Regions from separate parts of the Mus musculus genome. Here all the other regions are linked to region 1. The links are chromatin loops, found by intact Hi-C in ENCODE. Cell type or tissue: left cerebral cortex. All regions are shown on one strand.

What was found. Peaks named below come from ENCODE experiments on the same cell type or tissue, not always from the same donor. Only the 100,000 strongest peaks of a DNase experiment are listed, where the experiment ranks them.
Region 2: a loop joins it to region 1, with 5 times the contacts of the local background. A loop is called at or near these places in 11 of 42 quality-filtered maps.
Region 3: a loop joins it to region 1, with 4 times the contacts of the local background. A loop is called at or near these places in 7 of 42 quality-filtered maps.
Region 4: it touches region 1 in a loop (4-fold over the local background); 6 of 42 quality-filtered maps call a loop at or near these places.
Region 5: it touches region 1 in a loop (10-fold over the local background); 16 of 42 quality-filtered maps call a loop at or near these places.
Region 6: it touches region 1 in a loop (2.3-fold over the local background); 2 of 42 quality-filtered maps call a loop at or near these places.

What each region holds. Positions count from the first base shown.
Region 1 is chr3:133,874,711-133,878,710 of GRCm38, reverse strand. The region is part of intron 2 of Gm26691 (a long non-coding RNA gene); the gene reads left to right. Among named protein-coding and RNA genes, the nearest start is that of Gm30484, 58 kb to the right of the region's middle. In left cerebral cortex, a CTCF peak has its summit at 2,201 (motif pointing left); DNase peaks (open chromatin) are centred at 680, 1,153, 1,943, 2,167 and 1 more place; H3K4me3 peaks cover 376 bases; H3K27ac peaks cover 193 bases.
Region 2 is chr3:134,608,529-134,612,528 of GRCm38, reverse strand. No RefSeq gene overlaps it. Among named protein-coding and RNA genes, the nearest start is that of 4930539C22Rik, 190 kb to the right of the region's middle. In left cerebral cortex, a CTCF peak has its summit at 2,073 (motif pointing right); no DNase peak of the experiment used is centred here.
Region 3 is chr3:133,312,647-133,316,646 of GRCm38, reverse strand. The region is part of intron 1 of Ppa2 (pyrophosphatase (inorganic) 2); the gene reads right to left. Among named protein-coding and RNA genes, the nearest start is that of Ppa2, 4.5 kb to the right of the region's middle. In left cerebral cortex, a CTCF peak has its summit at 1,996 (motif pointing left); a DNase peak (open chromatin) is centred at 1,986.
Region 4 is chr3:135,204,386-135,208,385 of GRCm38, reverse strand. No RefSeq gene overlaps it. Among named protein-coding and RNA genes, the nearest start is that of Cenpe, 6.2 kb to the left of the region's middle. In left cerebral cortex, a CTCF peak has its summit at 1,529 (motif pointing right); a DNase peak (open chromatin) is centred at 1,558.
Region 5 is chr3:134,627,815-134,631,814 of GRCm38, reverse strand. No RefSeq gene overlaps it. Among named protein-coding and RNA genes, the nearest start is that of Tacr3, 200 kb to the left of the region's middle. In left cerebral cortex, a CTCF peak has its summit at 1,801 (motif pointing right); DNase peaks (open chromatin) are centred at 1,899 and 2,448; H3K4me3 peaks cover 389 bases.
Region 6 is chr3:134,204,410-134,208,409 of GRCm38, reverse strand. All of the region lies in intron 1 of Gm30648 (predicted gene, 30648), which reads right to left. Among named protein-coding and RNA genes, the nearest start is that of Gm30648, 6.3 kb to the right of the region's middle. In left cerebral cortex, a CTCF peak has its summit at 2,405 (motif pointing left); a DNase peak (open chromatin) is centred at 1,583.

The sequences.
Region 1 (4,000 bases):
TTCTGCTCCAGAGGCACATTGCTCCATTGTAGGAATGAATGGACTGTCTAAAAGGCATCCTAATCTGATAATTATTTGTAAACCAGTTCATATCTACCCTGCTCCCAGCTAAGACTTTGCAGGAATTCTGCAGCCACCAAATTTTCGTCGTTCACCCTGCAGTTCTATTTTTTTTTCACCTTTAAAGAATGCAAGGAGTATCTCAGCCTACATTTTAAATATGAAGAAGCAAACGTGTGAAGTGAGGAAATAAAAATATACTGGGGATTTTTTTTTTTTAGAACTTACATACTTTCAAAGCATGTATATTTTAGCAAGCACCATGTAACCTTCGTGGGAATACAGCCCGAGCCTGTTTTATTCATCAATACAGTCCCATACTGGTAGCAGATTCTGGTGTTGTAGTAGACACTAAGGAAGCAAATAAATAAATGCTTATTTTTAAGAGATGCATTCTTGTGCAGTGAAGTACTTGTACACTCATGTAAATGATATTCTTTTAAAAAAAATGGTAAATTAATCTGTCTTTGTCATCCGCCAAGCATGGGCACAGAACTCTCTTCAGCTTCTCCTAACTCCCCAGAAGACTCGGTGTGCCTAACAGGTGTCTGTCAGACCTACCATGAAATTAACATTGGAATTTGGGGATTGCTCTTACATTTTGTCTGTTTGTTCGTTTGGCTTTTACATAAATCTGGACTTGAAAGACTGGAGATAGAGCGGCCTCAACAAAGAATTTTATCAAAGTGCCCGCTTTGCTTAACTATCGCAAAGTGAACTTTAAAGGATATTGGCAACCTTTGACGGTAAAAGAAAAATCAGTTCTAGGTGTGTAAAACGCACCCACGTGTGTTAAAAAGCACGTGCCAGTGTGATATGTGAAAAACAACAACAAACAAGAAATCAAAAACAAACAAACAAACAAATCCCAATCCTTTTAGGAGCCGCTCAACCTCCACATGAGGTGGAAGTTTCTCCTGACTTCTTACATAGGGAGTGCAAGTTCTGAATACCACTGGTCTGTTGCATTCCCTATAGCCTTCTGACCAGCTTGTATTTCATCTTCCAAGCAGCACTCTCCAGCCCCCACCTAGAGAGAGGTGTGAAGACCTCTGGGTAAATGCCAAGCTTTCACTGAGCCTGAGGCCAGGAGAGGCGCACTGCCAGGTGAGCAGCTCGCCCTTCACGCAAGCACAGCACATAAGCAGTTAACAGTCTTCCCGGTGGCCTGGTAATATATTCTTGCTCAACACTCCTGGCTCTCCAGAATCAGATTTCTGCAAATGTCTCTACATGGAGACATTCACTCCCCTGATCACCAGAAAGGGCTGTATCCAGGGCCAAGAAGAGTAAAAATTGAACGTGCTGTGTGTGTGTGTGTGTGTGTGTGTGTGTGTGTGTGTGTGTGTGTGTGTGTGTAGATGGTGGTTGTGGGGGAGGGGAGGTTTTTTTCTTTCTTTCTTTTTTCTTTTCTCAAAGAACGCCTTCCGATTGACAATTTGAGGCTCAAGGCAACCAAGAGTCTTTAAAATGCACACAAAGGGTGACAATGTGTTCCCTTAACACACACCACAGCTAGCAGAGCCCCTAAACAATTTATTAGAAAGTGGATAGACAAGGGAGATTTAATAGTGATTACCAAAGTGTTGGGAGATGTATTTACGCAACTATAATCATATGTACTCAGGGTGTCTCTAATTGCTTCCACGGACCGGCATGTAATGAGTTAAAGTCAAATGGCCTCAGCAATTAAGGCTATAAGTAAACCATTCCTAAGATACTTGACTGAAAGCACATGCTTGTCTTTGTGCTGAGTGGAAAGAGCACAGGAGGCCCGGGAAGAGGGAACGCGTTTTGGAGAGCACATTAAGCCAAAATAGCACACTGGTTCTGACCATCCTGGGCACTGTGTCTCCATAATTAGAAGGAGGAATACCCTTCTGTGGGTTGGAAACGCCAGTCAGATGGAGACTTAAGTTAAGCTAGCATACATCAAAAATAATTGACAATGGTTAGGCTTCATTGTGGAGAAGCCTCGCACTGGCATTGCAGCCACCAGCCCACCACCCACCTAAGAATTATTATTTGAAAAGGATGTCAGAGGATTATAGAAGATCCCTGCGTCTGCTCCAATTAGGATCAACACTGCGGCTGCTTCCTGGGAGCTCTCCGTATGGAATGATGAAAACATATTGACCCCTGCTGGAAATGTGGAGAACTGCAGCGTTTTCCCCTCGTTTCAAACCTTACAGGAAAGTCACCCTTGGCTATCCCTAAGGAGGTGTCTTAAATTTTTCTACGTCCCAATGCCAGTATCAAAAGCAATTTATAAATTATAGGCATTCTTCAAAATATTTCATAAATGCAACACAATTAAAACTTCCAATGTTATAGCCTCGTGTTTTTGTTTTTGTTTGGTTTTGCAGGGTTTTTTTCTAATGGAGTTTCAGTCACAACCTTGGTTCAAATATTGGGCAGCCACCATCCAAAATCAAGTTTTAATTTAAACCTTTCCTCGTATTTAATAGACCCTTTGTACACTGGTCCCCAAATAATCTTTTTTTTCAACGAATTATAATCTTGGATCTATCTTAACACTTTAATTATCTCGTTGGTACTTTAGATATCACCCCAAGATCTCAATCCTACTGAGGACAGTATCCACAAGCTACTCTCCTAACTGAACAGAGCTGCTAGATGAATGGCTCTCAACATTCCTAATGCTACAACCCTTTAATACAGTTGCTCATGTTGTGGTGACCCCCCCCCCAACCATAAAAATATTTTGTTGCTACTTCTTAACTATAGTTTTGCTACTATTATGAGTTGTAATGTAAACACCTAATAGGCACTATATCTGATCTGTGACCCCCCTGAAAAGGTCATTTAACCCCAAGGAGGTCAGAACCCAAAGGAACCTACACTACTGAAGGCCTCCTCCTAAGAATTCCTAGAAGAATAATACCTGACCAAGAGATTAAGCGCATGAGTCACACAGTTTTCAGCCACGTGGTTAAGGGTGAAGAAAGGAGGTTTGGCTTCCTGCTTTAAGGGCTGGGTTAAAACAATGCAGCTGCTAAAACTCTCTCTGTGTTGCTGGTGGGTGCTGCATCTGAGACCCCAGACCCCAGAACAAGATTCCAAGATCTTTTAGCCCACCTCCATTTGGTGCTTGCTCCTCACAGCGCTCCTCAGCGCATCCAATTGCTCTGAAAATGTGTGCTGTCAAGTGCAAATGTTCAAGCTTCATTCTCATCACATCTCACGGAAACGTGAACAGCTGTATTTGGTGATTAGATTGGCGGTTTTTCCAATATAACAACATTTTCTATTTTCAAAAAGAAGCTCCGACCTTCTAGTAAGTTAGTGACTGTAAGAAACTGATGCAGAAGGTAGGTCGTCTTGTCTTATTTCCAATTTGTGCTGAAATTTATTAACTAAAAATACCCAGTTGTGGAAAGGGAGTCGAAAGCTCTATCGCCAAAGGCATTGCCAAAATAGTGCTTCACCCATAAAAAATTGGATTTATTAAATATTGTAATTTGAATCGTGTGTTTCAAAAGTAATGTTACTTAGGGTGTGTCTGGACTTTTTCATTTTCTATAAATATTACCATAGACAAATTACATAATACCTTGAAACCTTGATATCTTCTACTATGAAATTAGTTCATTTATACTCACCAACATGAAAATGCAAAGGAAATTAAGCTTGTAACTACTTTATTCAAAAGCGACAAGGCAAACCCAATCATATGTCTTGAAAATGTTTTATTCTTTCTAGAGTCAAGAAACATTCTACTATCAAGGAGCAATTACCAAAAAGAATTCCTAAAGATAGTGGAATTTGAACCTCAAATCAATATAGGCTCAATGAAAAAAAAAAACAGTGACTTCATTAATTTAAAACATTCATGTCTCACAGGAATAATTAGTATAGATTATTGATCAGAGACAAGGACATATGAGAAACAGGAGATGGCTATCAGTGACAACAGAGC
Region 2 (4,000 bases), 730 kb before region 1:
CACTCCAAGAAGTAGATGGTATTATTACCATCATCATCATCCCTATTAACCTAAAAAATAATGAGGTATTTTATCAACTGTTTTAACAGCAGTACATATGTCAAGAACAGTGTAAACCATTGGACACTCAGTAAGACTGAGCCCATCTCTCCCAGTCAGTGTTTCCCTTTCCTCCTGCCAATAATAACTAGTAATCTCAAGCCTACGAAAAATATCATCTCTACATCCGGTGACTTTTTCACTTGACAGCCCAGGCTAGCACTAGCTTCACAGTGTCTAACAGCACTACTCACAATTAAACCTTAGAGAGTCTAATCATGTTGACACTCTATTTTAGTTGTATTGAAGAGCTGTGCTGCTTACCCATAATGCAATTTCTCCACCAGTCTCCTACTTCCATGTCTATTGTCATTATAACCAAGGCAGATGTTCTTACCTTCAGCTGATTTTCTAAGGTTTCTTTATGAGCCTAAAGTATTCACTGTGAGGGCTTTGTCTACTTATTTCTGTATCCCGGGCAACCTCAGAGAACAGTCAGGCTGCAGAAAACCACAACAGATGCTTGCTAACATCCTTATAGGCAATGTAGGTCAACTGAAATCCCTACATTTGTGGTGCCTGTTACCTTTTATACCTCAGTACCCCAGTCACTAAAAGTATACGCCTCGTATGTTTAATTTATCAATTTCAGACACAGGACAGAGCATATTTAAGATTGATGCCTCTTGAAAACTAGTTTCCCTTTAAATATGCAAATGTGGCTCAAGGGACAAGTTCCTGTGTGTATGTATGTGTGTGTGTGTGTGTGTGTGTGTGTGTGTGTCCTACCTCCTCCTTCTCTTCTCAGTGTGCTTGCTGTGGTAACCCCATACGCTCACAGACAGTCAAGCATATTGTAATCAAACAATAAAGATTTGCAATGAATTTAATGCTATTTAAATGAATGAATAAAAGACATTTATTAATTTATATTGCTGAAACGTGAATTGTTTGTGAATAAGAGAGAAAGAATAAAAATGGGAACAGAAAGTAGAGTGTGAAGAATCCGACGAAGAAAGATGTTGACAGCAACAACATGAAATGGCTCTGGAGATGATATTTACTAGGTGGTTTGTTTATTAATTAGGCAATTTGTTTATTAATTAGATAACTTGTGTTTTTGCTGCAGAATTCTGTGAACTAGAAATGAACTTCTAATGGTGTGTGTGTGTGTTGAATGTGAATATATCCAGGAAATGATGACATATTAAAGTTGCTGGGAAACTGAAGTCTCAATCATACCTGGAAAGCAGGTTTGGTGACACTAACAAAATCCTCAGCAGCAACATCAAAGCCCAGAGGAGTGCCCTCGGGGTGACCTGGGAATGCCTGCTTGCTTCTTCCTCTAAGAAGAGAGTCAATCTGTTGCTTGAAGGAAAGAAAAGTCTGCTTTGAAAACTACATGGTTGTGCGAATTTATTCTCTTCCTTTCCGTGAATTGTAGCAATTTCTGATGCAGTTTGGAGTTAGAATCACACGAAGAAAGGTTGAGACTCCTCAGAAGTGCGTTGCATCACCATTAATTCATTCAAGTTGAGTTTGGTTGACAATGGGGTAAATATTCTCCAAAATGAAGATTCAAGTATTCAGGGCTTTTGTTTCTAGAAACCAAATGGAAGACTCTCCTCTCCCCCAAAACTGAACTCTGGAACTCTCTAGCAGGTCAGGATTTTTCTTCCCCACTATTTCAACAAAAAAGCTATTATTGAGATTTTATTTTTGAATGAAGTTCTTGAATCTCTAGGGTATGAACTCTGTGAAAGTAGGGAAAGCATCCTAAATCTTAGTCTCTAGAAGACTGTCAGGTATCTGTGAACACGTTAGTGATGGAAGTAGCCCACTCACTTTGTGAGCAGCATCTCTTTGAATATTATTGAAAAATATGAAAGTAAATTACTGTGGCTTCAGATATTAAAATTAAAGAACACCAATTAATAAAAAGACGTCTCCTCTACCAATCTATTCCTAAGGCCTTAATGCTCCATCAAGGTGATCTCTTATTGAGTTTCGATGTGTAAGTTGCCTGTTTTCCATTTACCAGTAGATGGCCTAATTATTCCATCGCTCACAAAGCCTTCAGATTATTCATAAAGGAAGCCGCTGATGAAGACCAACTTTCCTTCTGAGTTTTTTTTTTTTAAGCATCTAACCTTTAAGTGATTTTTTTTGTCTTTAAAAAGAGCCAATATTTAGAGTTACCCATTAATTTTCATTGGATTATACAATTGAATAGAGATGCTAATTTTAATATAGCCCAGTATAGTCAATAAGGAAAGATTATACTATTTTTTATATATATCAAGTCACCTAGGAAGATTCATAAAGGTGACATACTAATATCATTGCCTCGAGGGATGAATTGATTCATCAGCATTCGCGAGGAAATGAGCCTCTTTATTTTCCTCCAGACAGTCTTTGCAAGTAATTTAAAATATTATTCACATTTAAATGACTTTACCAACTTTCCTGAAATCCAGTGTAAAATAACAGTGATGCTTCGACTCAGTTTACTGGCAACAGATTTTTCTCAGGGTTCTGAGGTTGGTTAATGATCATATAATTTATCTATAAGGCAAACATGTTCTTTGATCTGAAAGCACAACAGATTTGGTCTGCAGTAGCAAATGTGCAGGAGATGATGTGCATGAAGAAGAAGAAAAGAATTGACAGAATTGGAAAAGCAAGTATTAACTCAGTTTAATTCAATTAAATAGTATTCTGGGTGTTTTTTTTTTTTTTATTTTACTAGTTCTGACAATACAAAATAATATTCACTTATTTTTACCCTACTCAAATTTCAGGGTTATTATGTCATAGGAGCTCTATTTATTTTATCACTGTTTATATACTGGCTACCAATAGTAGTGTTTGTAATATGGTAATAATCTATTCAAAAGTAATGTTCTAAATGAACCTTATTCTTCGCACCGTTTCTGAGATAAACTAATGGGAAAGAATAATGGGGCTTGATTTAAAGATTAGTAAGTAGTCTCAACTTTGGGCCATGTGGAAATGTAAGATGATTTACCAAATTACTTAAAATAAATAACCTGTCTCATTATATTTGCTTGTTTTTGCAACAAATACCTTGCTCCCTTTGAGGTATTATTTCCTGGATCAATTACCCAAGAGGAGTGGAAGATTCTTCTTGATAAAAAATAAAGGACAGACCTGAATCCAAAAATGTTACTTCCCTGCCCACGGATGAAGAGAGAGAGGGAGAGAGAGAGAGAGAGAGAGAGAGAGAGAGAGAGAGAGAGAGAGAGAGAGAGAGAGAGAGAAATGAAGGAAGGAAAGGAGGAAGGAAGAAAGGAAGGAAGAAATGGAAAAGAGAAGGCAAGAAGCATTGGAGGTTCTCTATTGCTCTACACTGATAATCAACTGTAGATTACACGGTGCTTGAATTATTATTAACGTTGAGAAATTGTCTTTGTATACTTCAAGCAGTACAAAATAAAATATTTCTAAAAAAATAAATGATAGTTTTAAAGAAGTTTGATCATTTTCATCTTTGTTATTTTATTTCTTCTCATGTGTAGCAGGAGAACACTGAAAAAGCAAAATGCAGAATTGTCTAGTCTCATATGATGGGTTTCTGGCTGATCATGTAGAAATGTTTGATATTGTGTGGCTGTGCCTTAGTAGTTAGGGAAGAAAGTCACTTTGTTTCCAGTGGAAGTATTGTTACTTTTCACTGTGACCACTCTTTTACCATTTGTTAAGCAAATCATTAAAAAATTATTAAGCACAAATATGGTACTTAAAAATTACTATTATGAGATTAGAGAGATGACTCAATGGTTAAAAGCATTGGCTCTTCTTCCATGGTACCCTGGTTCAAATACCAGAACCAAAATAGTAGTTTATAACCTCCAGTAGCTCCATTTCCAGGGTATCTGACACACTCTTCTAGTAACTACATACATGCAGAGCCTGATATACACTCAGGTCAAACAGCAAA
Region 3 (4,000 bases), 560 kb after region 1:
TTAGGGAGGACTACCCTAAAATACACGTGAAAAAAAGCCATTGGTAAACCCACGATCCTTGACTTATTGAAGACATATAATTGGAGGATGGTCGAATACATGGAATATGGAAGAAAATGGGAAAAATATAGGGGTTAAGGATTAAGTGGGGATGAAGAAAAGAGACGCGGGAGAAGAAGAGAGGTCATAAATACGCTAACCAGAACTATGGATGTGAAAAAGCTCTATGGAAAACCACTAGTTAGTGAGCTCGCTTAAAAATCTAATTTAAAAAGGGGGAGTTTGAATGAAGTACCCTACCTGAGTGGACAATGGCACTTCCAGAAGACGGCTATAAATAAAGGTCTCAGGGCAAGGCGTGGGATACCCTGCTATTGAGCTTTTTGGTCACGGATGCCCCAGAGGTCTTCAACCACATAGGCTATTGTCAGGCCCTTATTTACCTACTAGAGCAGTATCATAAGACCCATTGCTGAAGACACCACACACTTTGGCTGCAGGACACAGGCTAATTAAAGTCAAACCTAACAGAGAAACCTCCTCCCCGCTGGCTAGCTTTCATGCTGCGAGAATGTTCTCTGCAGGCTGCTGGGGCAGAAAACACATTCCCGCTCCTCCCTAACACATTCCCGCTCCTCCCTAACACTGAACACTGACGTGCCAGGTAAGACCATGCTAGAGAGACCCTGAGCTAAAAGATGTCATCGAAGGTCAGAGGCACCATGCATCATGACACAGTTAGTTCAGCCAGGTAACTTGTCTGAGGTTAGAAAGCCTGAACTGAAACCCAAAGGCCTTGCTTGCTGGCCTGCACCTGTCACCACAGCATAGAAGAAGCTTCTAGAAGCTTCAGGAACCACCCTATAGGGTACTTCCCTGGCTGAACGCCATGAAACTCCAGAGCTACGGGGACAGTGGCTCTCGGCCTTCCTAAGCCTGTGACACTTTGATACAGTTCCTCATGTGGTCGTGACCCCCAACCATAAAACTATTTCCAGTGCTACTTCAGAACTGTAACTTTGCTACTGTTATGAATAATAATGTAAATATCTGATATGCAGCCCCAATGAAAGGGCCACTAGGGTCACAATCCACAGGTTGAGAAACACTGCAAGAGGCTGTTAACAATGTTCTAAGAAGTGAGTCGCATGGCTCAAACGTTTGGGACATGTTGCCTTATGTCCGAACTCTTCAGAACTTTAATGTGTACATTATTATTCTCCAAGATGGCAGTAAAATGAAATGTTTTAGTTAAGCCACAAAACCCTAAGTTTGAAGGCAAAACTAATGCGTAAAATGGACGCAAGTGTTCAAGAAAGCACAGTTTGGGTTACCGGGTCCAAGCCTCTCGCTCCACGATTTATAAAATGACGTCAAGAAATGTAAAGGGCAGAGACAAGGGTTCAGCAAGTCACTAAGCAAGGCCACGGGGCAGAGAGGCGTGGCAGTCCCCGACTCGCTTTCCCGGCATCACCCAGTTTCGTGTCTCTACATTTCTACATATTCCAATTTTTAAAAAGCATTTCATCAGCCAATTATTCTTATTAATTTGGAGGAAAAAAATTGAAGCTCAAAAATGCTCCGTCTGCAACTGTATCAATATCTCAGAGACTTGGAATATGTGTAAAATACGGGCTATGTTTCCATTGCTGAACGATGACTTTCATCCCTAACTCTGGCTTTTCTTCAGTTGAAACAGAACACCCTTGAATTGCTCATAGGCACCAGCACCAAATGCATCCAGGTTGGGTCCTTTTTTATATAATTTTATTTATTTATTTATTTTGATATTACAGTGAGTTACTGTAATGAGTAAACGAAACTAGGAGTTAGCATTTGCATCTCCTGTCCCCCTTCAACCTCTCCTTCAGTGACTGTGACTGTCTGGATTAAAAGTTCCTCATCTCCTCTTCCCCAGCTCACCCTCAAGTAGATTGACTGCCTTTTCAGCCGCCCCTTTCAGCAGTCCCGGGCCACTGGTGCCCTCTGGTGGTAGGTACAGGAATTGTCTAACTCCACTTTCCAGTAAGAAGCCATTTGAACCCTTTCCCCAGATAGCGCCCAATTTTATTCGGATTTTTGCCATTTGCTGCAGTAAAACATTTTGTCTGTTTTTCCCTTCTGTTCCGCCCTACTCACTCTATTAAATAAAAAATAATTTTTACTTATGACATCCTAGTTTCACAATAATCTTATGTATATTTGATGCTAAAAACAAAAACCAAAAAAACCGAATTACAGGGTAGCCTCAGAGATGCTGTCACAGATCTTGTCCAACACAGAGTACTTGAATTTCTACTATGAATGCATTCAATGCCTTGAAGGAATACTAGTGCTGCTAGGACCTTGAGAGGATTGGAACAAGGTGCGCTGCTTCCTCCTAAGACAGAACTGCCCCCAGCAGCACACAGCAGAACCAGGATTAACACCCAGGCCTCCCCACCCCAAATGCAGTGCTTGGCCAACTGTGCAGTAGATTGCAGGCCCTCAAACAGCTTTTCTCTGCCTTTTTTACATTCTCCACTATCAGTTATCTTTTTTTTTATTTTTGAGGGCAAGGCATGGAGCTGTACTTCAACCCCTGCTTGCTCAGCACACTTTTTGTAGACTGCGCCCTGACCTAGGTAGGTTGTATCTCATTATAGCAGTAGTTTCAGGTTAAGCTGTACCCTGAGAAACTCCATTCTACAAGCAGAATTTGACTCCCTTTTAAGTCCAAATGCGGGGAGGCAAGAGGACTCTGCACCTTGGTGAGCAATTAAACAACCAGCTTAATAACCTGCATTTGCTCTCCAGGACCCACATGTGTTACTGGCATGTGCATGTATGCATACACACACATATGTGTAGCTGGCACATGCATGCATGGACACACACATGTGTAGCTGGCATATGCATGCATGGACACACATGTGTAGCTGGCACGGGCATGCAGGCATACACACACATGTGTGGCTGGCATGTGCATGCAGGCATACACACATGTGTAGTTGGCATGTGCATGCATGGACACACATGTGTAGCTGGCATGTGCATGAATGCACACACAAACACACACAAGTGCTACAACATCCTCCCATGGATGCCATAAAGAAAAGCCTGTTTGCAGAAGGTGTGGGGAGCCCCACACTGGGAACCATAGACACTGTATTTCTGCATTGGGGTTTCTAGTCCCATTAAAAGAATCTAGAAACAGACTTGAAAGGAAGTGTGATGACAATCGTTTTAGAAATTGAAGAAGAATCATCAGAGGTTGCAGGCTGTGGATTGGGGCAGCTCCCTGGGAGAAGACTGGGAAGAGGAAGAGAGAAAGCCATAGCTGGTGAGCAGCCACGTGGTGAGAGGGGGAGGGATAGCTTCAGAAAGTCTGGAAAAAAGAAATAACTCTGTTTTCCAAGTAACTCAGAAAAGTGGGCAGGCTCAGCAGTGCTCTGTAAGCTTCGATGCTGAGTGAGGGTGTCTGGGAAGGATAAGTACAATAGCCTTATTACACATAAAGGGCATAATTATTCCTCCCATCTCCTTAGCATAGCGCTAGGCGCATCAGCCTCCCTGACAGCCAGTCTCGGCGAGGTGACTGACAGGCCCAGATGGATTAACTCTTATGGGAGTTGACATAATGTTCTAATCTTTGGAGAACACCAGCAGGTCTTATCTCCACCCAGGGCCAAAGGTTCATTCTTTTGGATAGGAGGAAATTGCTTTTCCTCATTGAGCCCCTACAGAGCTGTATATCCATCCTCAATGGCCTTGAAGAATGACATTCCCCCTCCCGTTCCCCCCCCAACAGTCTCTAATCTCTTAGAAGATGGGAAGAGAATGGGAAATAGAAATAACTCATTTTTGTTTTGTTTTTAATGAAAACCTAGAGATCCAGAATGGATTAATGTCCGGACCAGACTTTCAATCACACCTTCCTTCATAGGTGGCTTCCAGAACAGAAGTCAGAAGAGATGAGGATCCAGGGCTCCCTTCCAGCACTCCTGACCAGGAGACAGAC
Region 4 (4,000 bases), 1.3 Mb before region 1:
TGACTGGTCCATGGATGTCTCTATGTGTCGACTCCTACCCATTTCCACTGTTGGTCTACTCTCAGTGAAACAACTTCAGTGACTTTAAAAACATGTCAGTCATGTCACTGTCTCCAGACACCCAGTGTTCCCTCTTTACTCTCATTCCCTTGAGGATGAAACTCAGACTCTTCTAGTGGTGCCCAGATCCTGATCGGTTTCCTTCTCTCTCTCCGTCTTTCTTTTTTGGGGTGTTTGTGTGGGACATTGGACCTAGGGCCTCACACTATGATAGACACATGCCACATGGCCTAAGCTACATTTGCAGTCCTCACGTTGGCTCCTGGCTATGCCCTGGCCTCACTTCCTATTACTCTCTTGTATCTCTCCTTTTGGTACACACTGGAGAACAGACCCCTATCCTCTTCACTGGCTGTTCTATGTGGCAGACAGGCTGCTGCCCAGATAGGCTGCTTCCATGTGAGTCTAGGCTCTCCACAAACATACCTTCTTGGAGCTTATTCTCTGTACAAAATAACAGCTCCCATGTCTCCTGCTTCTGTTTTGTTCTTCTTTATACACTTTATTTATAACCTTCAGAAATAACATTCAAAAAATTTATGTCTATAAAATTGGTGTCCTCATTCTAGAATATCAGTTCAATGAATTCCTCAAGTAGCTTTTTTCCCCTTGTTCTCTGTACCAGGAGTTTTACAACGTTGCTCATTCATATAATTAAAAATACATGAATCTTAGTTTCCCACAGGCTGAAGATACTAGTTAGTGGATAAAAATAGTATATGAAGTGGAATCTATTAATTGTAGATTTATTTTGGTTGTCATATTGTGAGCTTGTCTGTACTCTTCCACTTTCTTTGCTAAACTGTAAAACAGAAGGCAGTGGTCAGGAGAGGCAAAGGGGTTAACTAATAATGCACGTGATGTTATGATACATCTAGAAAGAGACCCTTTTTCCTTTGTATAGATTTATATTATTATATTTGAAAATAATGACCGGGTTTTATTTTTCTCTTTTATTTAAAATATATATACTTTTTTCTCATACCATATATCCTAATTACAGTTTCCCTCCCTCTCCTTCTCCCAGTTCCTCCATACCTTCTCTCCTCTCCAGATCCACTCTTTCTGGAGAGAGATCCATAAAATGTGCATACATGCTATTTTCTTAAAGGTAATTGTTATTAACCTTTGTCATAAGATTAATGCTTGTATATAAATACCATTCAAATACCAAAAGAGTCAAAGTGAGAAATATTCCTAAATCTGATGCTTAAAGGTATTATTAGTTTGCCCACCATAGGCAACTGTGCAGTTTTCAAAACAATCTGGAGTAATTTACATGCATGTATGTAATGTTTCACTTATTTCCATATAAATAGATTCTTCTATGGTGTTCTGTGCTGAAAATGTGTGGTGCTATGTGGGTACTTTCATCCCCTCTAAGAAGGGAAAGTGAATTTCCGAGACAAGTTGATTTATTTCCCCAAGTTCATTTCTTTCCCCAACCAAGTTGTTTTCTTTTGCTGAAACTGCAGAGGGCACTGCAGCCCTTCCAGAACCACCATGACACATGTGGGCAGCGCCCTGAAGTCCTTGTGTGGCACAAGTCTAAGGATGTAGAGACGCTTACTGTATCAAGATATATATCAATTCACATTATTTGTGCTCATGTATTTTATACATTGTATATAAATTTAATCGTTGTATGTATTTATAACATTCCAGCACCTTGAATAGGAGTGATGTTGGTTATAAGTTATCATTCCTAATTTCCAAAGCATAAGTCTTGTCTAGCCAGGAGACATCCGTTTGTTATGATCACAGGTGTGATATCGCTTTCATTTTGGGCATGATTAAACATGTTTCTGTGATCCTAGCCAGTGTTTGGCTTGTCCATTGCACAAACTGGAAAACCATTGATCTCTGCCAGGCCTCATTGTTTTCATCAACAAAGTGGAGAGGGGCATGCTGGATGCTGTGACCAACCTGACCATGTGGTTTTGGGCAGGATGTAGAAGATCTTTGGAACTTTGGGCTAGAAAAGCCATTGAGTGTTGAGAGCTCAGTAGGCTGCTTTATGGGAGCTTGGAAGGCAAGGAAGTTGAGAGCAGAGAGAAAGACCTTGGAACACATGGTTCTAAATGAGATGTCTCCATCAACTCCCTTCCCTCAGAGCTCAGGGAAGAGGAAGCAGAAGGAGTGAGGAGACAGAGGGGATGGAAGGCACCAGGAGAACAAGGCCCTCTAAATTAACTGAGCAAAGCTCATATGAGCTCACAGAGACAGAAGCAGCAACCACAGGACCTGCCTGGGTCTGCACGAGGGCACCAGTATGTATACTATAGCCCTCAGCTTACGTCAATGGGAATCCTGAATGTGTGTGAGAGAGCGAGAGTGTGTCTGCCCTTGGGCTCTTTTATTTCTCTGATGGCTTGTCTTGTCCAACTTCTATTTGATGGTTTTCATTTTATAGTGTAGTATTTTATTTTGTTATTCATTATGTTTTGTTGTTAAAGGGGGGTGGTGGTGGTGGAGACTGGAGAGATGGTTCAGCGGGTAAGAGCACTAACTGCTCTTCCAGAGGTCCTGAGTTCAATTCCCAGCAGCCACATGGTTGCTCCCAACCATCTGTAATGGGATCAGACTCCCTCTTCTGGTGCATCTGAAGACAACTACAGTGTACTCATGTACATGTTAAAAATTTTATAAAAAAGGAACGTTGTGGGCAGTACAGATAGTGGAGGCCTGGCTTGTGAAGTTTCAGAGGGAAGACTCTACAATTTGTGTGTAGAGTCTGTGGTATCTGGTTATCTGGACCTGAAGAATCAGCTGTGATTAACAAGAGACCTGGACCACTAAACTGAAAAGCTTGCTTTGCTGGGACAATGGATGCTGGTCAGCTGTGATTAAGAAGAAGCCACCATCACTGAAGTGAAGTCTTCTGGGAAGTGTTTCCTCAGGCGCAGCTCACAGAAGAACATACCTCCTGCTGGCAGCTGAACTTGGTATTAAGAGTCACCCTGGTGGTACTACTTTCGAAGGCTTGAAGGGGTCATGGAGAATAGCTGACGCTTGGCATTGTGTGGCATGGTTGGAGTCCCTGAATATAGCGAAGAGAGGGTACTGGTGAAAGTGTAGTTCAGGTGCAGCAAGAGAGCCCAGTATTTTGGAGATGCCAGTACCATGGGATGACTACTAAGAACAGCAGCAGCAATTGAGTGGTATCATCTGGAGCCTAAAAGACAAGCTATGTGTGCTGAAGATGTGGAGCTAGAGAACTTACCAAAGCCCAGAAGATCATGAGTGGGTCCCAGACACTGGACACTGAGTTATTTACACAGTTAGAGTTTAATTTTTGCTTTGCTTTGATTGTGACTGTGCCCTGGTTCTACTCTCTTGAAATAAGGAAGTATTTTACTTATTTTTGACTTTCTAGGAGTCCGCGGTTGAGAGTCTTCCAATGTTAAGAGATGTTCATATTTTAAAACAGATTTTGACATTTTTAAAGAGACAGAAAATTTAAAATGTTGGAATTTGTAAGACTGGGATTTTTTTATTTGTTTTTGTTTTTTGAGACAGGGCTTCTCTGTATAGCCCTGGCTGTTGTCCTGGAACTCACTTTGTAGACCAGGCTGGCCTCGAACTCAGAAATCTGCCTGCCTCTGCCTCCCGAGTGCTGCGATTAAAGGCGTGCACCACCACGCCCAGTGACTGTGGGATGTTTTAAGTTCGTAAAGTGTTTTGCATTGTGATGTTTATATTAATGTGTGATATTGAGGGTGAATAATAAAGGAAAGGTTGTGGGTTTAATGGTGATGTGTTGTGTGTCAAATTGACAAGGGGTCAGTTGTACTGGCAAGTCACAATCAAGGATCAAAGGTATAGACAGACGTGTTACTGGAGACCTGGTCAAGGCCTGGGCATCCTTCAGCTACTGGAACAGGATATTTGCTTACCCTGAAAGAAGACCACCATTCTTTGATCCCAGAACAGGAAGCCA
Region 5 (4,000 bases), 750 kb before region 1:
TTAAAAGAATATTTTAAAAGAAATGATAAGCTGTTATCAATTTTAGAATACCATGTATTCTTCACTTTTTTTCTTTTCTTCTTCCTTTCTTTTTTTCTTTCAGTTGATCCATCACGAATCACAGTCAGTTTTGACAGGATGAAATGTGCTGTCAAAATACTGTCAATCAGGATTCAAGAGTTACCACTTTTGCAAAGTATCATTCCACACTTGCATTTCACACAGAAGCTTTACTTTGTTTAATGTTTAACTAGCATGTTAAACCAAAATTTTACATCCTGCTTGTAGACCCTGGAATTTGAATTTATAACTTGGAGATCTTGTAGCTATGGAAGTGCCTTTATCTTTGCAATTCAGCATAGATAATGCTGTCAAACTAAGGTGGAGCTGAGTTTCTTGTGCAACAGCATTATCAATGTCCACAACAATCAAAGATAGGGAGAAGGCTTCTTGGGAAAGTGAGAGAAGTTGGCAGTTCTGACTCCACAAACATGACCACTCCACCACCCACATAAATCCTGGCACAGTGACACATACATTCCCCCACCAAGAAGGCAGGACCAAAAGCATCCTTTAGTTTTGTTGGCTAGCCATCCTAGCCTTTCTACGAAGTCCAGGTTCAGTGAATTCTAGCTTCCATTGCGCGCGCGCGCACGCACACACACACACACACACACACACACACACACACACACACATATTCACCACACACTCATAGACATACACATGCCACATATAATACACTCACATACAACATACATGCATATCACATAATACGCCACACATACCACACATGTATACACACCATAGATACTACATACCATATAACACCTATACATTCACCACAAACAACACATTTAAACCATTCACACACACAACACACCATGTACACACACATACCACCCACATAACACATATACATACTCCACATTCACACATCACACAGACACAGCACACATGTCTTGCATACCCTACATAACACACACGCACACACATCTACTGCATTCAAAGGCTGTTTATTTTCACTTTTCCTTTCCCATGAACAAAGTGTCAGCCGCAGCAGAACTTACACAGATGGACGGAGAAGAAAGTCCTTACAACAAAGGTTAGCATGCTGCAGGGTTAAAAACCTCATTTTAATAGAGAAGAAAACCAACCAGCCAGAGTTTTTCACATTTCTCATCTGTGCTATTTGATGGTTGGGTAGTAAAATCATTAAATATTAGTGGACTCTGTCAAATTAGAGAACTAAGATAGCTATTTTCATAGATCAAACTGTATTTTTTTAGATCAAAGAAATGGCTTTTATTTTCTTGAGTTTTTGGTAGCGATTTGATTTTTTAAAACATTCTTGGGATTATGGTAATTACGTCATTTTCCTCCCTCGTCTGCCCAAACATGACCTGAGCGCTGACAACAGAAATCCACACCCTAAGTGGAAGGAATCGACACCCAGTGTGGAAGAATCACCCTACACTCAAGGAGACTCAACCCGAGACAAAGAACTGCAAGCAACCACCGAATGCTGACAGCGGGAGAAAGTGTTCCCCTGGGAAGAGCTCAGAATTGTAAAAGGCAACTTTTCAGAAAACAAAGTTAAAGATATCTTGCCTGGGTTCCCTTTCAAACTTCCATGATGCCCGGGTGTTGTTTCCTTCATTTTCTTATTTGCAGAAATTATTACTGAGAAGCATTCCATGTGGAATAAAGATTGAGTAGCTTTCAGTCTTGTAAGTCAAAAACATCTGGAATTACTCAGCCATTAATAAAAATTGCCAGCGCAGTTCAGAAATAAAAGCAGCACTAGGTGGCACTGGAAGATCGCGGCTCCGTGGCACTCGTTGCTCTTCGTTTTCTCCTATAATTCTCAAGGGGAAGAAGAGGAGCTATGGGGGGAAATCATGGCTACAGAGGTAAATATTAATTCATTTGCCTGCTTTTCCTGGAAGCTATTCCAGAATGTGTTCGTGAAAGCAAATGGCCAATTTACTAGAAGCTTCAGCACAAGGCCCATTAACCATCCCGTTTAGATATAATCAAAGACAGATAAAGGGATTTGCACCCTTGCTTCTGTGGGGGCTTCTGCTGTTCCATTTGCTGAGACTGATGACAGGGACATAGTGTTTAGCTACAGCTATAAAGATACGGATGGCCTCGTTCATAGGTAAATAATCAGTCATCACTTAAGAGATACACAGTTTCTTTCTTTTTTCCTAGCAGAGCAAACACAAAGGGTTGTTCTTTCTCTCTCTCTCTCTCTCTCTCTCTCTCTCTCTCTCTCTCTCTCTCTCTCTCTCTCTCTCTCTCTCTCTCTCTCTCTCTCCCTCTCCCTGAAATGGCATATATTCTAAGTCAGTGGAGTTATTTATTTTTCATTTTGCAATTCCTTCACACTAAGGGTCAGCTTGACTAACCCGCAGCAATGACTCATCTTTTATAGTTGAGGCGTTTGAACGGAAGTCCAGCCCTGCTTCTCCCCACACCCACCCTAATCTTCTTTCATGCGACCATGAAGCCAGCCTTTAAATCCAGCAGAAGATGTTTCTGTCATGCTCTCAAGCTATAAAATCCATTTCCAGGTCTGGAAGACGGGAATGATATGTGGATATTTGTTTAAAAAAAAAATCACGGTTTGTCTGTCCTCCTAGCTAGGTAATGTGAAAGGTCTTTAAATTCAAAATATTTCGAAACATACATCATTTCTTCAATGTCTTCTTCTCAATGGTAAAATGTTATTTTAAAATGGTCACTTTCTGAAGATTTTTTTTTTTTGTTGAATACGGAATTAGAATTCATTTTATCTCTTAAAAATCAGAATGTAATATATATTGATCATATTTTTCCCATCCCCCAACTCTTCCCAGATTCCCCACCATCATCCAACTTTATGTTCTTTTTCCTTTCTTAAAAAACAAAAATATAAAACAGTAAAAAGTACACACACACACACACACACACAAACACACACGGGGGGGGGGATCTTGTCCATCTTGTATTGAAAGCCTTTTAGAAGAATTTTTAAAATATATTTCTTGAAATTTTCACTTTTGTGTATACAATGGATTTGATAACACCACCTCTCTCCCCTCCTTTAATTTTACATATTTAATAGCTCATAGAAATTGTGTGGCATATTTGTGGTTTTGTCAGCCACAGGATCCATTTCTCTCCTAGTGTTTTATTCTTTCCTTTAGCAGAGACCTGGATTGGAGCAGGCCTATTTAAACATGGGATTGGTCATACCTGGTGCTCTGGACTAGGGAATCATCCTGAGCTGGCCGACAGACATCCTGAGCTGGCCGACAGACATCCCGGATGTGAACGGGAAGCATCAGTTGTTCCTTTTAGCTTTTTTTCCTTCCTCCTCCTTCATTTCTTCTCTCCTTCTCTTTCCTTTCATTTTGTCTCTCCTCTATTCTTGTCCTCATTATAGATGTTTAAAATTAATTTTGGAATTCGCACTCCCTTAAGAGTTCCCCACAGATCATTTCTTCCCATTCTCTGGCTAATTGTTAACACTTTTAACATATAACAAAGAAAATTACTATTTGTGTAACAGTCAGAGTATTCCATGTTTGAGAAAAGACAAATTAACATGTTTCTTTTCTTTTCCCCCTTTATTCCTCCAAGTTGGTTAGTTTAAGATCAAGGATAATATCATACACAGTATGATAACAGAGAGACAGTATCTCCTTAGTACACAATGCAATCAATTAGGAATAAGTCAAGAAACTGAATGAAACAGAAAAAGAAGAAAGGAAAAAAAATAAGGAAGCATGAGAGACACAGAGAGAGAGAGAGAGAGAGAGAGAGAGAGAGAGAGAGAGAGATCATTCCTGTGGCATTTTGTGTTTTGGTTTTTACTCTGTCTCGAGATTCTCATTGAGCTTAGTCACATGACCAGAGACACTTACCAGAGATGGATGCTGACACAAAAAATTTCCATCGCAGTATATTTTGTCTAATGACTACAGAAGCTAACATCTGTAAGTGCAGGTTT
Region 6 (4,000 bases), 330 kb before region 1:
AGATCTGTGAATTCATGAATCTACCTGTCAATCAGTATCAATTTTCCATTTCATGGAAAATCAAATGTGAAAAATCCAAATGATCTTATTTTGGTGTCATTCCAGTTGGCTATGGCTACAAAGATACTACATAATAAATAATCCTGAAGACAACTGCTTAAAATATATTTATTATCTCACGTGATGGTAGGGTGGCTAGACTCTTCTGCTTTTCTCTTCTAGCCATCAACAGGGCTATAGGGGGTTCTGTGCTCTATTCTATTGTTTGGGCTTCAATTTTGAAGAGTATGAATTTCCCAGTGAGAACTTCTGGTGATGAAGCTTCCAGTGTGGAAGGTGGAAGAGTCATCATTCAATGACAAGGTGTAGAGCTGTCATACTGCTCACATTGTTTTTAACCAAGCATGTCACACAACCACATTCAGCATCCCTTAAAGGAAGGAATATATATATATGTATATGTATATGTATATGTATATGTATATGTATGTGTATGTGTATGTGTATGTGTATGTGTATGTGTATGTGTATGTGTATGTGTATGTATATGTATATGTATATGTATATGTATATGTATATGTATATGCATATATATCCATAGGGCTGAGTATCACTGACTTAAAGAGATGTGCAGAGAGTGTCAGATAAAGGATACATAGGACCTTTTATTGGCAGGTCACGACTTTCTTCCTATCTCTAGAGAGGTGGTGCTTTGGCCTGCTTGAAATAGATTCTGACAGGAAGTCATTCTCCAGTATAGCTAAATTTCAATGACAACTACTAACATCTATGTTATTGTCTTTACAGTGAGTCCTGTGTATTAAGAGCATAAGGTCAATTTTCTTAACAGCACAGAAACTGTCACTTCTCCATTTTATAGGTAAAACTTGGTCTTTAAGATGCATAGTTACTTAGCTGGACACTTGTATCTTGTTCATGGTAGAGCAGAAATTTAAAGTCATGATTTTGTGTTCCCCAAGCCTGCGCTCTAGTCTCAGTTAATTAAACATCTACTCATCTACTCTTTTGTATAAGTTCCCTTGTCCTTGGAGTGTTCTCTTTCCTATAATCAACAGGGCAGACAGAAATACTTTTGCAGCATAACAGATTAGGTTTGACCATATCTACCTTTAAAAAGCAGCCATATGTTGCAAATGTCTGTGTTAGCATTTACTAAAAGACCCTATATTAAAAAATATTTAGTATGTTTATGGACAACAAAAAATCAATAGATATGTTTAAGTATAGAATGGCATGGTGCCTAGACATTTAAGAGAAAAGAACTACTTGTTTCGTAGGAGAGATTGGAAATAGAAATACTTTATAACTTCTAGTCCCAGTGGAAGAAATAAGGGCTGAAATAAAATTTCATTGGCAACCTAGAACTCAAAGGGAAGGACTGAGAGGTACAAACCGTAATCACTAGACTCAGCTAATTGGTTGAGAGAAAAAATGATATGCATAGTTTTCTAACTGAATGTACTCCGTGTGTTCAATGGATTGATGTATCTCAATGAAAACATGGGAGACAGAACAGATTTGAGGAGGAAGTGTAGAGCCAACTATTATGTATGTGTGAGCTGTGGAGGAGGGAGAAGATACAGCCAAGGAGATGGTGAGTCAGTATATGGTACAACCAAATCCCAAACATGTGACATCCAACACATTTGATCTGCAGGAAGTTTTAGTTCTTCACTGTTTGTTGATGTTGACTCAGATGGAGCTGGCAGTCAAATAAATATATATACACTTCTCAGCAGTCTACGCCTCCCATGGCAAGACAAAGTCCTTGCAATTCTTTCGTTTTAGTTGAACAAATCTTTCAGCTGTTGATCTGTTTTTGTTTGTTGTAGAAGTGTTTATGTATTCAGTGCTCACCAGGATGGTTCTCACCTAGCAGGTTCATGGTTCCATAATCATAGTGACATATCAATCCGGTATCATTCTTGGAATTTTGTTAGCACCCAATGTCTAGCTGAGTGTTTTGAGTAGACTGTGAGCCTTGGGGAACACATGGTTGCTATTTGGTTATTGAGAAAGCAAAACACCATTCTGACTGACACAGAGTCACACTAGAGTGTTAGAACTATGCCCCTCTCTCCATCATACTTACCAGTTCTCCTCACCCAAGCCCTCTGGAGCTATGCTGGAGTTTAAAATGAAAGAAAGGGCAGTCCTGTAATGATGTGGCCATCTACTTCTGTTTGTTGTTGTTGTTGAGATAGCATTGCAGATAAAGCTTAGAAGCCCTTTTCATTTACAGGTGCTGTACTCATTATCATGTGTCATAGGAGGACTTTTGTCTCTTCAGACAAAGCCTTTTGAGATGGTTAGGATGTAGTACTAAAGAGATTTTCAAATAGTAACATTATCTACCAAAACCTCAGCAATCAGAGTTTGGACATTAGTGCTCTCTAGTGGAGCAAGATTTTAAAGATTTTTTTTTTTAAATTGCAAGAATTTTGCACTAAACTCTGCATATCTGTGAATGTGAAGAAAGCTTGTTTCCAGACAAGTCCCAAGGAACTCAGCATGATCTGTGCCCAGCACTCTGGAGGTCTCAGTGTGGTGCTGAATGCAGTCTCTCACTGTGGTGCTGAATGCAGTCTCTCAGTGTGGTGCTGAATGCAGTCTCTCACTGTGGTGCTGAATGCAGTCTCTCTCGGTGCTGGAACAGATTTTCTAATCACTGTGGACATGATATGACATTGCCTCATTTTTATAGAATGTGTTTTGGAGTGAGTGGGGTGTCACCTTGTTCCTCTGTCCAGGGCCTTGTAACTGTGGCTTACCCATGAAGCACTTCAGACCCAGTCCTTCTGCTTTAATCTGTCAGATTCTCTTGTCTTATTAGTCTTCAGTTACACATAATTACGGCTGTAAGGTTATTCAATTACAGATCAACATGAATAACTTCACGAGTCCAATACAATTAAATTAGTTTGCCAAAATTAATCTGAATATAAAGTAAGGAAAAAAATCAAAATCCTCAGGCAAGGATGAACTTTGAGAGTTATCTGGATGAAACACCTATTGACAGCTTTTAAAACAGGATTTCCCTCAGATTCTTTTCAAGTTGACATTGTTTGTAGTATTTCAAAATTCAGCCCATTGGAAAATCCAAATGTAGAAGAATTTTAATACAGCAACTTGATGGCTCTGACAAGGGATCATATTCAAAGACCTTCTAGGTCTGTGTGATCCAGCTGTAATAACACACCTATAGTCCCTCTGGCTGGAATACAGACACACCCTTAGGACACTCACCTTTAACACCAACAATAAAGGTGAAGTTAGTTTGTAGAAGGAAGCAGTTATGTTTGAAATTGATGTCTAATTGAGAGGTAGGCCAGTGATGAATCAGAGAAGACTTGACAGAATGGGTCAGATATGCCCAGCTCTCAGGAGAAGAGACACAAAGGGAGGTGATTTAAAGGAGCAGCACAGAGAGAGAGAGAGACCAGTGGGTTCCATCGAGTTAAGTTGACTACAAATCAGCCCAGTTGAGTGGAGTTCAGTTCAGTTCCCCATAGTCAGTGCAGTTCAGTTTCTGGAGTTCGGGAGCAGTTTTGCCAAGCAGAGCAATTCAGTAAGAAGGTGAAAGAAGCCCATTTGAATCAGTCAGCTGGGAGAAGACTTTGAGCCAGAACAGCTGTGTTGAACCAGGCAGCCATTTTCAGAAACAACAACAACAAACGAGATGAGAATTATACCTGATGAATAAAAGTTACATGTATATCCAAGTGGTTGTTATATGAACAAATATGTAAATGTAACCTTAAAATGAAAAAAAAAAAGTAAGGCTGCTATGAACATAGTGGAACATGTGTCCTTCTTACCGGTTGGAACATCTTCTGGATATATGACCAGGAGAGGTATTGCTGGATCCTCCGGTAGTACTATGTCCAATTTTCTGAGGAACCACCAGACTGATTTCCAGAGTGGTTGTACAAGCTTGCAATCCCACCAACAATGGAGGAGTGTTCCTCTTTGCCCACAT